Regions from separate parts of the Homo sapiens genome. Here region 1 is linked to region 2. Evidence: chromatin loops called from intact Hi-C (ENCODE). Cell type or tissue: CD14-positive monocyte. All regions are shown on one strand. Links, peaks and the distances in the headings refer to the core of each region. The heading gives the core; the rest is flanking DNA. Region 1 has its middle 8.5 kb from the start of GPAT3. Region 2 overlaps GPAT3 (glycerol-3-phosphate acyltransferase 3).

What was found. Hi-C counts contacts between places; a loop is a spot of excess contacts. Peaks named below come from ENCODE experiments on the same cell type or tissue, not always from the same donor. Only the 100,000 strongest peaks of a DNase experiment are listed, where the experiment ranks them.
Region 1: it touches region 2 in a loop (3-fold over the local background); 17 of 110 quality-filtered maps call a loop at or near these places.

The regions. Positions count from the first base shown.
Region 1 is chr4:83,523,423-83,531,760 of GRCh38, reverse strand. No RefSeq gene overlaps it. Among named protein-coding and RNA genes, the nearest start is that of GPAT3, 8.5 kb to the left of the region's middle. In CD14-positive monocyte, for the core only: no CTCF peak of the experiment used is centred there; no DNase peak of the experiment used is centred there.
Region 2 is chr4:83,577,441-83,585,778 of GRCh38, reverse strand. It overlaps GPAT3 (glycerol-3-phosphate acyltransferase 3), which reads right to left. Exons shown (of 12, transcript NM_032717.5): 3 at 3,947-4,217. Among named protein-coding and RNA genes, the nearest start is that of GPAT3, 46 kb to the right of the region's middle. RefSeq lists a silencer at 2,949-3,243. In CD14-positive monocyte, for the core only: CTCF peaks have their summits at 3,198 and 3,400 (motif pointing right); DNase peaks (open chromatin) are centred at 3,618 and 3,928; H3K4me3 peaks cover 855 bases; H3K27ac peaks cover 1,604 bases.

The sequences.
Region 1 (8,338 bases), core at 289-8,288, 54 kb after region 2:
GTGCCTCATGGTCAGAAACAATTTATAGACAAAAAAAGTAAAGTGATGTACAGGAACAGAACAGCTAGATTGGTTACAGGTTGGTGTTTGCCTTATTTGAACACAGTTTGAACACTCAGCAGTCTATGAGTGGTTAAAGTATGACTCCTGGGATTGGCCAACACTCAGCTATTGTTACAGGCACATACTCTTTTTTTTTTTTTTTTTTTTTTTTTTTAGAGACGGTGTCTTGCTCTGTTGCCCAGGGTGGAGTGCAGTGGCATGATCTCAGCTCACTGCAACCTCCGCCTCCCAGGTTCCAATGATTCTCCTGCCTCAGCCTCCCAGGTAGCTGGGATTACAGGCAGGCGCCACCACGCCCAGCTAATTTTTGTACTTTTGATAGAGACGGGGTTTCACCATGTTGGTCAGGCTGGTCTCAAACTCCTGACCTCAGGTGATCTGCCTGCCTTAGCCTCCCAAAGTGCTGGGGTTACAGGTGTGAGCCACCACGCTGGCCAGGTGCATACTCTTAAGTTAGGTTTTTCGATCTTGTCTGCCTATTAAGTTAGGTTGCAGTTCATCCACAAGGACTCAAATATAGAAGCACAGAGTCCTTCTCAGACCATATTTAGTTACTTTAACGCTCTCTAATAGCCAGAAGTTAAAGCTGAAATACTGAACATCTTAGGTTAGATCTGGAAGCATTCCACAGTCTGCATCCAACCCAATTTTCATCACATGCCAAAAAAAATCTTTCCCACCTTCTGTTTTATGCAGGGTTTCTTCTTCTCTGGGTCTTTGGTCACATCCCAGTGCTTCCCCCAGCGCACATACACACACACCTGTCTCCTGTTCTCATCCACATCCCTCACTTCACAGGTCAGGGATCCATCATGGAGATCCTACCAGTTGCTGAGTATGTCTATTCCAATTTTGCATTCCAGGACTGGGAAAATAACCACAGGATGGGTTCAAAGATTCACTGGGCCCAATATAAGATGGACCTGAGATAAAACTCCATTGATCACCTGCCCTACATAAGCTCCTAGTTTTACTTGTGAACCAGGATGACATGCTCCCACTTCCTTCACGTCATTCCCACACAATTCTCTAGATTTCTTTCAGCATACTTTGCAAAAAAATATGCAGTTCTTTGGCCAGGCACAGTGGCTCACCCCTGTAATCCCAGCACTTTGGGAGGCCGAGGTGGGTGGATCACCTGAGGTCAGGAGTTCGAGACCAGCCTGACCAACAGGAGTAACCCCGTCTCTACTAAAATACAAAAATTAGCCGGGCGTGGTGGCACATGCCTGTAGTCCCAGCTACTTGGGAGGCTGAGGCAGAGAATCACTTAAACCCAGAAGGCAGAGGTTGCAATGAGCCGAGATCACACCACTGCACTCCAGCCTGGGCAACAGAGCGAGAAACTGTCTCAAAAAAAAAAAAAAAAGCAGTTCTTTTGGAGTACAGTATACTTTCTCCTAGGACATATTTTGGAGTATAGTATACCTCACCTTTCATGACCTGCTAGGACTGGAGTCTAGTTCTAGTCTAGAACCAGACAGGAGTGATGGAGGCAGGTCCTGAGGAGAATGAGCAAGGCAAATGCCTCAGGGAAGGCCATGACACATTCTTCAGGCAAAGGAGGGCTAACTTCTTCAGGCAGTGGTGGAAAGCAGCTACAACTGGCAAAGGAGATGCATCAGAACTTAGGGATTCTGTAGCCTCAGCTTCATCAAGATCTGCCTTGTTCCCATACCAAATTCCAGGATCCTGTTCCTTCTCAGTCAAGGACTCACTTTTGTATTTAATTCAGCCCTTGGCAGATGGAGACTCGGGGGTTGGTTTTCAGAAATCTTTGCCATGTGGCTACAGGAGATGAGGGTTTATTTCAGGACAGACATAGAAGCGTTCAGGTTTTTTATGTGGAGTATGACCTGAGAATTTGAAGGCTTGAGCTCATCCTTTTCTTTTCCTACTACTCAGTGAAGTTAGGAACAATCAGCCAATCTTATTATATTCCGTAGTTTGACTAAAAGCAAATACTTGGACACCCAGAACCTTGCCTCCAGTAGATATTTTATTAGAAGTATCCAGTGGCCATGCCTTGCATATCTCTTACCATATCATAATGTGGACTACCAGTGCCCTCTTTACCACTGAAAATAGAGGCATTGGTGCCTTCAAAACTAACCAGATTAGAAAACCAACTCCAAAAACTCATTCTTATGATTCTGTTTCTCTATAACCACTTCCACTACCAAAATTTCTATCAGTCAAAATCTTTTTTTTTTTTTTTTTTTTTTTTTGAGATGGAATCTCACTTTGTCACCTAGGCTGGTATGCAGTGGCACGATGCCCACTCACTGCAACCTCCACCTCCCAGATTCAAACTATTCTCATGCCTCAGCCTCCCAAGTAGTTAGGATTACAGGCGCGTGCCACCACTCCCGGCTAATTTTTGTATTTTTAGTAGAGACGGGGTTTCACCATGTTGGCCAAGCTGGTCTCGAACTCCTGACTTCAAGTGATCCACCTGCCTCAGCCTCCCAAGTAGTTAGGATTACAGGCGCGTGCCACCACTGCCGGCTAATTTTTGTATTTTTAGTAGAGACGGGGTTTCACCATGTTGGCCAAGCTGGTCTCGAACTCCTGACTTCAAGTGATCCACCTGCCTCGGCCTCCCAAAGTGCTGGAATTACAGGTGTGAGCCACCATGCCTGGCCTCTATCAGTCAAAATCTTAATCAGAACAGAAGGAAATATGTATTAAGAGATTTACTGTAAACAATCATTTATGCAATTGTGGGGACAGGCAAGGCAAGTCTGAAATACACAGGGCAGGCTATCAGATGGAGCTGACTGAAATTCTAAGGCACAAGAAGCTATCAGTAAAATATCAATATCAATAAAATAACTTCACAGTAACACCTAGATTGTAACTAGAGGACTATAGCCCCTGAATAACTGGAGACTATATCCTGGCCAGTTCGATGCATCAAAAATATAATAAATCCCATGTATGAGAGAATGAGGCTAAAAAAGGAAAATAACATCTCAGTATTAAAAAAAAAAAAAGATAGTTTTGACCTCATGGACCCTCTGAAAGATTTTTGTTTTCCAGACAGGGTCTCACTTTGTCACCCAGGCTGGAGCACAGTAGCATGACCACAGCTCACTACAGCCTTAACCTACTGGTCTCAAACGATCCTCCCACTTCAGCCTCCAGAGTAGCTGGACTACAGATGCACACCACCATACCCAGCTAAATTTTTAATTTTTCTGTACAAATGGAGTTTCTTTATTCCCAGGCTGGTATTGAACTTCCAGGCTCAAGCAATCCTGCTGCCTCAACTTCCCAAAATGTTGGGATTACAGGGATGAGCCACAGTGCCCAGTCCCCCTGAAAGGTGGCGAAGCCTTCCAGGAGTAGCTGGGCTACACTTGGAAAAATGCTGGATTACATGAAAGTAAGTATCCAACAAAAAATAATGCCACTTGGAGGTACATTATTTACAGTGGAATTGCCTAATACCCTGTGCCCTATTTAACATATGTGAATTAAATTATATGACTAAAATAATGTAAATAACAAAAATTAAAATAGTGGTCATTCCACTCGGAGACCTTTTTGAAATGGGGAATATAAATGTGCTTTTCCTTCTAGAACTCTCAGTTCCTGGGGGAAGGTCTCTCAAAATGTGAACATTTTCTCCATGGAGTGCAATCCTAGTGTTTAAAGCTATAGTTTATATTTTCAAACTGCTCAGCCCTAAAAGCCACATAAGTACTTCATTTGTGCTCAGTCCAAGAAGTAATGAATCTATTCCAATAATGGAAGCATAACTGCCCAACAGATTCTTCTTGCCCACTGCCCAAATAAAGCCAATTTATTAAGACAAGAGAATTGCAATAGAGAGTTTAGGCCAGGTGCGGTGGCTCACACCTGTAATCCCTGCACTTTGGAAGGTCAAGGTGGGCGGATCACCTGAGATCAGGAGTTTGAGAGCAGCCTGGCCAACATGGTGAAACACAATCTCTACTAAAAATACAAAATTTAGCCAGGCATAGTGGCAGGCACCTGTAATTCCAGCTACTCAGGAGGATGAGGTAGGAGAATCGCTTGAACCTTTGTTATCCCAGCTATCGTCTTTGTTTCAAAGTTAAATGATAAGCTAAATTCCTCCTGTAGTTAGCTTGGCCTACACCCAGGAATGGACAAGGGCAGCTTGGAGGTTAAAGGCAAGAAGGAGTCAGTTAGGTCAGATTTCTTTCACTGTCATAATTTTTCTATGTCAGATTTTTTTTTACTGTCATAATTTTTGCAAAAGGCAGTTTCAGAAGGAAAACTAACATGGTGAGAGGTCGTCTAAAATGGTCACCATGATGGCGAATTTCTAGGGAACTTTTCAAGGATAATATTGATTGATACATCCAACTTTTTCTTAGGCTTTTCTTAGGCTTAAAGCCTAATCCTTGGATCTACTGTTAAAAACTTTAGACAAATTAAACAGAGTTTAATTGAGCAAAGAATGATTCATGAGTCAGACAGCCCACCTTCCAAAACCAGAAATAGATTCAGAGCAACCCTGGCACTACTGTCTGGTCAGCGAAGATTTATAGACAGAAAAAAGAGTGACACACAGAAAATGCAAGTGAGGTACAGAAAGAGCTGGATTGGTTACAGCTCAGTGTTTGTCTTGCTTAAATAGCTGGCCACCTGTGAATGATTGAAGTATGGCTGCTGTCTTGAGAGTTGGCTTCTTGCTCTTGCTACAAGAGTAGGTTATAGTCTGTTTACACATCCATTTACACATCCAGTTTGCTATGTACAGATAAACCTTTAGGCCAAACTTAAAATATGTAAGGAGGTAGCTTTAGGCTAAACTTTATCTATTTGTTTGTTTATTTATTTAAAGAGAAACTCGCTCTGTTGCCCAGGCTTGAGTGCAGTTGCGCCGTCTCAGCTCACTGCAAGCTCCACCTCGAGGGTTCAAACGACTCTCCTGCCTCAGCCTCCCAAGTAGCTGGGATTACAGGCATACGCCACTACATCTGGTTAATTTTTGTATTTTTAGTAGAGACTGGGTTTCACCATGTTGGCCAGGCTGGTCTTGAACTCCTGACCTCAGGTGATCTGCCTGCCTTGCCCTCCCAAAGTGCTGGGACTTAATCTAGTCTTATTGGAACCACTGTCATAGTATCTGATACCTGAACCTACTATATCAAGTCTTCAAAGTAGTAGTGAGAGCTAGAGGTGAGAATTTTCATCCCAGGGCAAACGATGTTGTCATTACACACTTGCTGAATTGAATGGAGGGTCTCACAGGGGCAAGTATGAAGCTTGAAGGAGTGGGTACACAGGTGAAGAGAAACCTCTGAAGAGAAAGCCCAGGCTCTCCTCTTCCCAACTCATTTATATACTGGTTATATGTAAATCAGCAGTCACAAGCCAGAGAACCACAGGCCAGATGCCCTTTACAAAGGTCTCATAAAATGTTCTCTAAAAACTTTGAGTTGGCTGGGCAGTGTTTCCCACCTGCAATCCCAGCACTTTGAGAGGCTGAGGTGGGAAGATTGCTTGAGCCCAGGAGTTTGGACCAGCCTGGGCAACACAGTGAGACCCCATCTCTACAAAAACTAAATTTTAAAAATTAGCCAGGCCAAGTGTTATACACTTGTAGTCCCCACTACTCAGGAGGCTGGGGTGAGAGGATTGCTTGAGCCTGGGAGATAGAGGGTGCAGTTGAAAAATTGCCATTGCAAAATTATGACAGTAAGAGAAATCTGACATAGTTGACTCCATCTTGCTTCTAACCTCCAAGCTATCCTTGCTTATTCTTGGGTGCACACCAAGCTAACTTTGGGAGAAATTTGTAGTTTAAATGATAGTAACCCTTCCCAAAACTAAACTGCCTTTCTAAAACTAAAGAAAGTCCAGCAGGTTAGAAGGATGACAGGGGCCCGAATTCTGCTAAAATGTGGGCTTAAACAATTACCAGCCATTATTCTGGAGGTCACAAGACTCGCAACTTCTCCAATTCACTATTTCAGAACCTAAGATTGGCCTTTTGGGACATCTCTTTAGACTTTTGCATTTCTGAGAACTAGATGGCTCCACCCAGACCCTCAACTCTTAGTTCAACTGGTCCTGTAGCCCCTACCCAGAAGCAGACTCAGTGTGCAAGGACCATTGTCCACAGCCCTATGATTGCTTCTCCAACCAATCAGCAGCACCCATTCCCTTAGCCCACTGTGCACCAAACTATCCCTGAAAGACCCTAGCCTCTGAATTGTCAGGGAGATTGATTTGAGTAATAACTCCATCTCCCTATGTGGTGTGGCCAGCCTTATGTCAATTAAACTCTTTCCTTACTACAATGTCATGGTCACAGTGAATTGATTTTGTCTGTGCAGCCCACAGGAAGAACCTGTTAGGTGATTACACAGTAAGCCATGATCATGTCACCACACACCAGCCTGGGCAACAGAGCAACACCCTGTTTCAATAAATAAATGGCCAGGCTCAGTGATTCATGCCTATAATCCCAGCACTTTGGGAAGCCAAGGCAGGTGGATCACTTGAGGTCAGGAGTTCGAGACCAGACTGACCAACATGGTGAAACCCCATCTCTACTAAAAATACAAAAATTAGCCAGGCGTGGTGGTGGGTGCCTGTAATGCCAGCTACTTGGTAGGCTGAGGCAGGATAATCACTTGAACCCGGAAGGCAGAGGCTGCAGTGAGCTGAGATCACACCACTGCACTCCAGCTTGGGCGACAGAGGGAGACTTCGTCTCAAAAAAGTAAATAAATACATTTTAAAAATTTGAATTGATTGCCCACATATTAAAATATTGACACTAAAATTAAAATGCCTATATTATTCTAAAATCAGGTGTTAGAGAGGGAAAAAAATTACTTCCCTCCACCCTTCTCGGTTCTCGTATATCTCTTTTGGCTGGGCTATAAATTAAATTGACATAAAGCAGATTAACAGGAGAAAAAACATACTGAATTACATATATATGTACAAGAGTCCCACAAAATATGGAACTTGAAAAGGGGCTGGGTGATTGAAGCTTTCAAAGCACTCTGAGCTACTGAAGGGAATACGGGCTTGGAGCTTTTGGGGTGTGGTAAAGACAAGTTATGAGAGGGTGAGGGGAGGAAATGCATGGTAGATAAAAGCTGTCTTGTTTTGGGGGGTTTTGTTTGTTTGTTTGTTTTTGTTTTTGAGATGGAGTCTCGCTCTGTCGCCCAGGCTGGAGTTCAGTGGCACGATCTCAGCTCACTGCAACCTCTGCCTTCTGGGTTCAAGCAATTCTCCCACCTCAGCCTCCCAAGTAACTGGGACTATAGGCGTGCACCACCACACCTGGCTAATTTTTGTATTTTTAGTAGAGACAGGGTTTCACTGCGTTGGCCAGGCTAGTCTTGAACTCCTGACATCAGGTGATCTGGCTGCCTCAGCCTCCCAAAATGCTGGGATTACAAGCATGAGCAAACACACCCGGCCGAAAGCTATCTTGTTATGCAGATGAAGTCTCTCAGGTAATAAAAGTAATCTGAAGTAGCCCTCTTCCTGATACAGATACTTTTACTAATGTAGATTTCCTTTATAGATCTAAATTTCTTTTATAAAATGAGTTTTTCAGAGCTTCCTGATAGATACTTTTACTAATGTAGATTTCGTTTATAGATCTAAATTTCTTTTATAAAACAAGAGCTTTTCAGAGCTACTCCTGTGTCTGCAGTTCCTTAGAATAACCAGCTTGAAATATGCCAAAGAAGTATATTTTGAGGTGTCATAGTCTGGTCTCCTATAGTCATGTTTTGGGGTGGTGGGTCCTGAGCCCCAACACAGGCAACCCTGAGCTCACATGTCTGCAGAACGTAACCTCTTCAGTGTGTCCCCTCTCCATCTCTTCCACGGTCTTTTGTCATCACCCTGGCATTGACATATCTCTTATATCAAGCAGTGGCTCACACCTGTAATCCCAGCACTTTGGGAGGCTGAGGTGGGTGGATCACCTGAGGTCAGGGGTTCAAGACCTGCCTGGCCAACACAATGAAACCCAATCTCTACTAAAAATAGAAAAATCAGCCAGATGTGGTGCACCTGTAACCCCAGCTACTAAGGAGGCTGAGGCAAGAGAATTGCTTGAACCCGGGAAGCAGAGGTTGCAGTGAGCTGAGATCACAGCACTGCACTTCAACCTGGGTGACAGAGTGAGACTCTGTCTCAAAAAAAAAAAAAAAGAAGAAGAAGAAAATGACATGTACTTTGTACCTAAGTACTTATCAAAATGTGTCTTAACCCCAGCTTACTTTCTGCTTTTCATCACCTGTCCAGC
Region 2 (8,338 bases), core at 108-8,107:
CCTGTCTCTATTAAAAATACAAAAATTAGGAAGGCATGGTGACACATCCCTGTAACGAGAACCGCTTGAACCCAGGAGGCAGGGGTTGGTTGCAGTGAGCCAAGATTGTGCCACTACACTTCAGCCTGGGCAACAAAGTGAGACTGTCTCAAAAAAAAAAAAAGAAACAGCGTAAAAGGCAGCAATCTTAACCCATTTGGAGAAACACTCCATCAATAACACATCTGAACATGCAGCCCAATGTGTTTAAGAATAATGTGCATATTCTGTACTGATATAATGTACATTATAAAACATCTGGAAACGTAAAAAAAAGTATAAATATTTTTATTTAAAAATACAGTATTTTGAAATTATATTAATGTTGCAATTTGTCCTCACTCAAAATAGGATAATAAAGTAATACATTAATATATATTATTAATTTTATAATTATAACTATCAATTTTATAATTATAACTTAATAACATGATATATTACTATAACTAATAAATATAATTAATACTATTACAATTTTGAGCAAGAAGAAAGCTTTTTGAACATGCTTTCCTATAAATACCTTGATAAATAAGGTGTTAAATTTTGTTAAAGACTTGACATAGCAATTTGAAGGTCAGGTTCTTTTTTCTTGTCAGTTACTGATGCAATAACTAAATTATTGTTTAATCTCATCATCAATTATGCAAAACTTTTAAAATAATGTTTTGCCATCTTGCCCCAATGAGAATCACTTGTTCCCATCCATTAAATCAGAAGGAGTTTCATTTTAACATGTTTAACAATTGGGTTCAAAACTACTGAAACTTTTTATTTGCTAGATTAACAGGCCAGAACATTATGTATCCCAGTTTAAGTGAGGCAATGTTAGAGTTCTCATAGATGACATAAGTTTTCAGCCACAGTCTGTTTTTTAAGAGCTTTATTGACATACAATTCACATGCCATACAATTCAACCCATTAAAATGTGTAATTCAGTTCAGGCACTGGCTCACGCCTGTAATCCCAGCACTTTGGGAAGCCAAGGCAGGCGGATCACTTCAGGTCAGGAGTTTGAGACCAGCCTGGCCAACATGGTGAAACCCCATCTCTATTAAAAATACAAAAATTAGCCAGGCATGGAGGCACATGCCTGTAATTCCAGCTACTCGAGAGGCTGAGGCATAAGAATCGCTTGAACTCAGCGGGCAGAGGTTGCAGTGACCCAAGATTGTGTCTAAGTGATGGAGTGAGACTCTATCTCATCATAAAAATAAATAAATAAAATAAAGTATGCAATTCAGTAGTTTCTGTCATATTCACAGAGTTGTGCAACCATCACCACATTGTATCTTAATACAATCTGGTTTTTGAAAAGCTCATTTTGTAGTAGGTGCTTCTTTTAAAAAGCATTTACAAAGCAGTTCTTCCACACTGAAGAGTATCCACTAAGAGTAGGAGTCTGAACTCTGCATTTTCTTTTTGTTCTTGGATGCTTATATCACTGCACTTGATCTTAGCCCAAAGGCCAAGAAGTAATAAATGTTTACATTGCTTTATTATCTTAAATCATAGTTTCTTTGCAAAAATATTTTAAGTCACTTATCTATTTTGTGAGCATTTGTTTAGTAGATAAGGGAATCATAACAGCATTTTCTGGGCCCCCACAGCATGGTGAAAGCTAACCAACAACAAACAAGGGCATCTCAAGCACTGTGCTGTAGAATTCCTCATTCTTCCTTCAGGTTACCTTGGATACGAACCAATCCATATATTAAACTTGACTAAAGCTTCATGTGTTTTTGTTGTTGTTGTTGTTGTTTATTTTTTTTGAAATGGAGCCTCACCTCACTCTGTCACCCAGGCTGGAATACAGTGTCTCACTGCAACCTCCGCCTCCCGGGTTCAAGTGATTTCTCCTGCTTCAGCCTCCCAAGTAGCTGGGACTACAGGCATGTGCCACCACACCTGGCTAATTTTTGTATTTTTAGTAGAGATGGAGTTTAACCATGTTGGCCAGGCTGACATAGAACTCCTGACCTCACCTCGGCCTCCCAAAGGGCTGGGATTACAGGCAAGAGTCACTATGCCCGGCCCAGCTTCATTTTTTTTTTTTTTTTTTTTTTTTTTTTTTCAGACAAGAGTCTCGCTCTGTCACCCAGGCTGGAGTGTAGTAGCGTGATCCTGGTTCACTGCAACCTCTGCCTCCTGGGTTCAAGTAATTCTCTGCCTCAGCCTCCCAAGTAGCTGGGACTACAAGTGCGTATCACCACACCTGGCTAATTTTTGTATTTTTGGTAGAGATGGGGTTTCACCATGTTGTCCAGGCCAGTCGAACTCCTGGCCTCAAGTGATCTGCCCACCTCAGCCTCCCAAAGTGCTAGTATTACAGGTGTGAGCCACCATGCCCCTGGGCTTTTTCTTTTTAAGAATGAAAACAGAATAAATGGAAGCTCTAGTTATAAAGCGAACAGAAGCTTTTTTTCTTTCTTTCTTTCTTTTTTTTTTGGATACGCAGTCTCGCTCTGTTGCCAGGCTAGAGTGCAGTGGCACGATCACAGCTCACTGCAACCTCTGCCTCCCAGGTTCAAGCGATTCTCCTGTCTCAGCCTCCCGAGTAGCTGAGACTAGGTGTGCTCCACCACGCCCAGTTAATTTTTGTATTTTTAGTAGAGATGAGGTTTCACCATGTTGGCCAGGATGGTCTCGATCTCTTGATCTTGTGATCCGCCCACCTCGGCCTCCCAAAGTGCTGGGATTACAGGCGTGAGCCACTGCACCCAGCCAGAACAGAAGCTTTTAGTAAATAAGAGCTCTAATATTTCCTTCCTGCATGCCAATGGATAGTCTTGTACACTCCCAGAGTACACGAACCCTGTTTTGGGGGCACTAGTTTAAGGTTCAAGCAAAATTATATGTGAAACCTTGAATTTCGCTTCATTATCACAGCTGAAATGATTCCCAAAAGACATACTATGCCCCAATGTCTGAACTAGCAATATGGGCAAAAAAAAACAACAACAACAACCCAGAAATAATTTCTTAGAAATCTGCATTTCCCTGTAGTTAAGCAATACTTTCCCTGGTAATAAATCTGAATGAGGCAAGCATAGGCCACCCTGGGGGTGGTAAAAAGATTTCAATTCATGTGCCAAGTTTAGTTGGCAGGTAGCCACTGCCTGGAAAGCTCTGCTGAGAGGATGCCAAGGCCATGTCCAGGGAAATGAAGCAAGATGATCAACAATAATGTTGTGGCTGGTATACGTGCCTACTACTGCTACCACCACGCTAATCAGATCTCAGCCACTTACAGCTTCATCCCACCACGCAGTGCCTTCTACTCATGTTCCACATCGTGCTTTCCATAAACTAGGCTTGACACTGCCTCCTCACCAGGTGGCACTCAAGCTCAGAAGCAGAAGGGGACCCAGGTGGGGACACTTTAATAAGAGCAGTCCGTGATCACAATGAATTGGATGGAACAAACACACTTCGAAATGGCTCTCTCCCACGTGTAACCACACTCAAGAATTTTTTCTCTCTTATGCAGTTATGAAGTGCTATGGACTGGCAAAGAAAGGCAGTGGGTTCTGGTCAGCTCTTACAGTTTGGCTGATGCTCTAGTGAATATGAAACTGTTGATGATCTCTCTTCTTCTTCTTCCTCTTCCTCTTCTTCTTCTTCACTTCCCTTTTCTCTCCATCCTCAAGTTAGCTCAGACTCTAATAGCAAAGTGGATCCAGATTCTAAGATATACATTGGATTCTGAATATACAACTTCATTTGGGGAAAAATTGTGAAAGGAAAATGGATACGTAATACATTCCTTTAGAGGTCATGTTTGGTGGCATTTCCTACGTGGGAATGGGTGGAATAAGCACCACAGAACACTTACGTGGCCATTATGTACATGATTCAAAAAGAAAGCTGAGTCAAGCGTATCATCAAATTACCAGGCATATGACTTACCTCAGAGGCAGTAGGACACAATAGCGCACTATGACGCCCAGCACCCACACCATAGTGAGCCGCAGACTGATGTACTGGAAATTTACATTGGTTCTTGTGAGGAGATTCCATGACACTAGCTCCTCTGAGGAAAACCTCTGGGTCACTTCATCTTCTACAATGGCTTCCAATCCCTTCTTGGAGAAATAAAACACGTCAGACAGCTCAAAGTCCCTTCCTCGTAGACCAGAGAGCCCTTTTTCCATGGGTGACTCATCTCTTTGGATAATACCTTAAAAGAAAGCATCAGGACATGAGAAAATGCCATACGACAGAAGAATTGACCAAAAGGGCAACTTTAACTGTGTAGAAGTTAAATATGCCAAACAAGTAAATAAGTTTAATGGGTGACATCAGCCATCTTCAGAAGTAAGAGACAAACAATTGCAGTGGGAAAAGAGGTGAAATCACTGTGTCTGCATGAAATGGCCTCTACCTCATGATCTTTGTTAATTATAAAGAGGGGTTTTTGGTCCTCCATAATCCTCTTGTTTGGAATTCTTCCCTGCATACCATTAGACAAAGAACTCACACACACACACACACAAAATTCTCCCCAAGTATAACTCTAGATTGTGTAAAAACAAAGACTTCTGTTCTCCCTGACAAAAACCATAAAATCAAAAAGCAAGCAAAATGGCAAAAGATTCACCATAAATGGCAAAAAGTTGATTTTTTTTTTTTTTTTTTTTTTTTTTGAGACGGAGTCTTGCTCCGTCACCCAGGCTGGAGTGCAGTGGCGTGATCTCAGCTTACTGCAAGCTCCGCCTCCCGGGTTCATGCCAATCTCCTGCCTCAGCCTCCCAAGCAGCTGGGACTACAGGCACCCGCCACCACAGTCGGCTAATTTTTTGTATTTTTAATAGAGACAGGGTTTCACCATGTTAGCCAGGATGGTCTCAATCTCCTGACCTCGTGATCTGCCTGCCTCTGCCTCCCAAAGTGCTGGGATTACAGGCGTGAGCCACCACGCCCGGCCGATTTTTTAATATATGAAAATTATTTAATAAGAAAAACACAGCCTCCTGCATAAAAGTAAGCAAAGTTCACAGAAACAACATGAATATTAATAGTTAATATCATACAACTTTTCACTAGTGAAAAAGGAAATGTGAATTAGACAAAGGCCTATTTACAGTATCAAATCAGCAGCATTTTATTCAATGACTTGAAATGACACAGGTACTCTCATATTCAACTTGTACAAGTACGGAAGTAGTAGCAACTTTGTCAAAGTTGGTTTGGCAATGAAAAGACTGAAGATAGTTTTGCTGATGATCAATAACTCCAATTCTAGGAATCTGTCATCAGAAAATAATTAGAAATGTAGGCAAATGTAGGCAAGGGTGTTCACTGTAGCATTCTTCATTACAATTAATCCAAACAATGATATAAAATGCACCCATTAACAAATACTATAATGTTAATCAAGAAAAGACGGAATCTAAAACTATAGTTTCACTCTATGAAATACATATACATAGAAAAAATGTAAAAATGAAAACATTAAGTAGCTATTTCTAGACAATAGGATTAGGTTTTCCTCTCTGTGCTGTTACTGTATTTTCCATCAAGAAAATAATTAAATGATTTTTTAAAGCAGCATAAATTTTTATGAATTGAAAAATGACTACTGTCATTCAATTCTAACTATTAAATACAAAAAATGAGAAAGTCTTCAAAGAATAAAGAGTAGCTATATACACAGTCATATGATCATTCATTGGTTCCTTTGGGGTGTATCACAAAAGGTTACTTCTGACATTAGACTACAAAGAAAAATATTTTCTTTTGAGATAGTAATTAAGATGTTAAATTCCCTGAAAGAAGATCTTTTTTGATCACCTCATTTTCCAGTTTACTAGGAAATCAATGAGGAAAATGGACAGTGCTGTATTACCTATCCCGGAAAGAGTTATACGTGTATTAGTAGAAAGAGCTGTAATAGTTCAGTTTTCGGAAGGACTAATACTACACTAGAGGAGAAAGGAAAGAGGACCTGGAGTCAAAAGCCAAGTCCTGTTTAGGACAACCACCAGCTCCATGACTGATGTCTTTTATAAACTGAGAGAATGGAAACAATTTAGTTTTCTTACAGGGCTAATGTTTTATGATTTTAGGTGTGGGATATATGGGGATTTTGGAGTTTTTGTCCTACATGCAAAGTTTATACCTAGTCACCTTAAGAATTAAAGCAATAGGGGCTTGGCATGGGGGCTTATGCCTGTAATTCCAACACTTTGGGAGGTCAAGGTGAGCGGATCACTTGAGCCCAAGAGTTTGAGACCTACCTGGGCAACATGGTGAAACCTGTCTCCACAAAAAATACAAAAATTAGCTGGACATGGTGGCATGTGCCTGTAGTCCCAGCTACTTGGGAGGCTGAGGCAGGGGGATCACTTGAGCCCAGAAGATGGAGGCTGCAGTGAGCCATGATCATGCCATTGCACTCCAGCCTGGGTGACAAAATGAGATGGAAAGGGAAGAGGAGGGGAGGGGAGGGGAGGGGAGGGGAACAGAGGGGAGGGGCGGGAAGGGAAGGGAAAGGGAGAAAAGAGGGAGAGAAGGAAGGAAGGAAGGAAGGGGAGAGAGAGAAAGAAATAAAAATTAAGAAAGGAAAGAAAGAGAAAGAGAGAAAGAGAGAGAGGGAGGGAGGGAGAAAGAAAGGAAGGAAGGAAGGAAGGAAGGAAGGAAGGAAGGAAGGAAGGAAGGGAAGAAAGAAAGAAAGAAAGAAAGAAAGAAAGAAAGAAAGAAAGAAAGAAAGAAAGAAAGAAAGGGAAAGAAGGAAGGAAGGAAGGAAGGAAGGAAAGAAAGAAAGAAAGAAAGAAAGAAAGAAAGAAAGAAAAGAAAAGAAAAGAAAGAAAGAAAGAAAAGAAAAAAGAAAAAAGAAAAGAAAGAGGGAGGGAGGGAAGGGAGGGAAGGAAGGAAGGAAGGAAAAAAGTAAGTTCTTGAATGATTATTAGGTTCTCTTTTTCAGAAGTCAAGTCTAAGTGGTTTAACCTTTTTTCACCATCTCCAAAAGAGGTTTAATTAGTATTAGAGGATGAACCATGATAGTGTGCCTACTGAATTACCCTTTTGCTCTACAGGCACTGCAATACCACTCAAAGCCCATTACTCAATCTAAGTACTGGCCAGTATTTAGCAGTGCAACAGTTTCATTACAGCAGGAGGGAAGAATACCTTCTTCAGCAAATTTCTGAATGAAATACACTGGGGACAATAGACAGCCTTCCTAAAAATAACCTTTTTCAGAGGGGCCAGAGATAAGAATGCAAGTTCAATTGCCCCATATTATTTGACTGAGCCAAGAGAGAAGAGATCTGCAAACAACGCCAGCCCTCCAGCCCCTACACACTTGTTGTGCAATGTTTTCTCTGCCTTCTTACCTAGTTTATTCTGTGTAACTTAAATAAAATATAACTCAATTTTATATTTTAGTTAAGCATCTTTCAAAAGTATGTAGGTAACTGCAATTTATCTAGCCGACAAAGGATTAATTTCCCAAAGGATTAATTTCCAGAATATATTAAGACATACAAAAAATTAATTTAAAAATGTCAAAGAACTCTGTTTTAAAAATGGCTAAGAATATAGCAAGCAATTCATAAAAGAGTAGCCTTATTGATGAAACATTTGAAAACATGTTCTGCTTCACTATAATGAAAGAAATGCAAACTCAAACCACAGTGAGGCCAGGTATGGTGGCTCACACCTGTAATCCCAGCACTTTGGGAGGCCGAGGTGGGCAGTTCACTTGAGGTCAGGAGTTTGAGACCAGCCTGGCCAACATGGTGAAACCCCGTCTCTACTAAAAATACAAAAAATTAGCCAGGCGTGGCGGCACACGCCTGTAATCCCGGCTACTGGGGAGGCTGAGGCAGTAGAATCACTTGAATCCGGGAGGTGAGGGTTGCAGTGAGCTGAGATTGCACCACTACACTACTCCAGCCTGGGCAACAGAACGAGACCCTGTCTCAAAAAAAAAAAAAAAAAAAAAAAAAAGCCACAATGACATACTCCTTCATACCCATAAGCCTGATAAAGATGTTTAATCTGATAATGTGAAGTACTGGTAAAGATGTGCAAATTCAAACACATTCAGAGCCTATGACCTAGCAATTCCACTTCCCAGGTATAACTTAGGAAGATCTTTTTAAAAAATAATTTCAAACATACAGCGAAGTTGCAACAATAGGTCACTTCACCCAGATTCACTAATTGCCAACATCTTGCCACATTTGCTTTATTGTTCTATCTTTATATGTATATAAAAAAATTTTCCTGAGCCACTTAGAATATGTAGTAAACATCATACCCATTACCCCCAAATACTTCAGCATATGTTTCCTT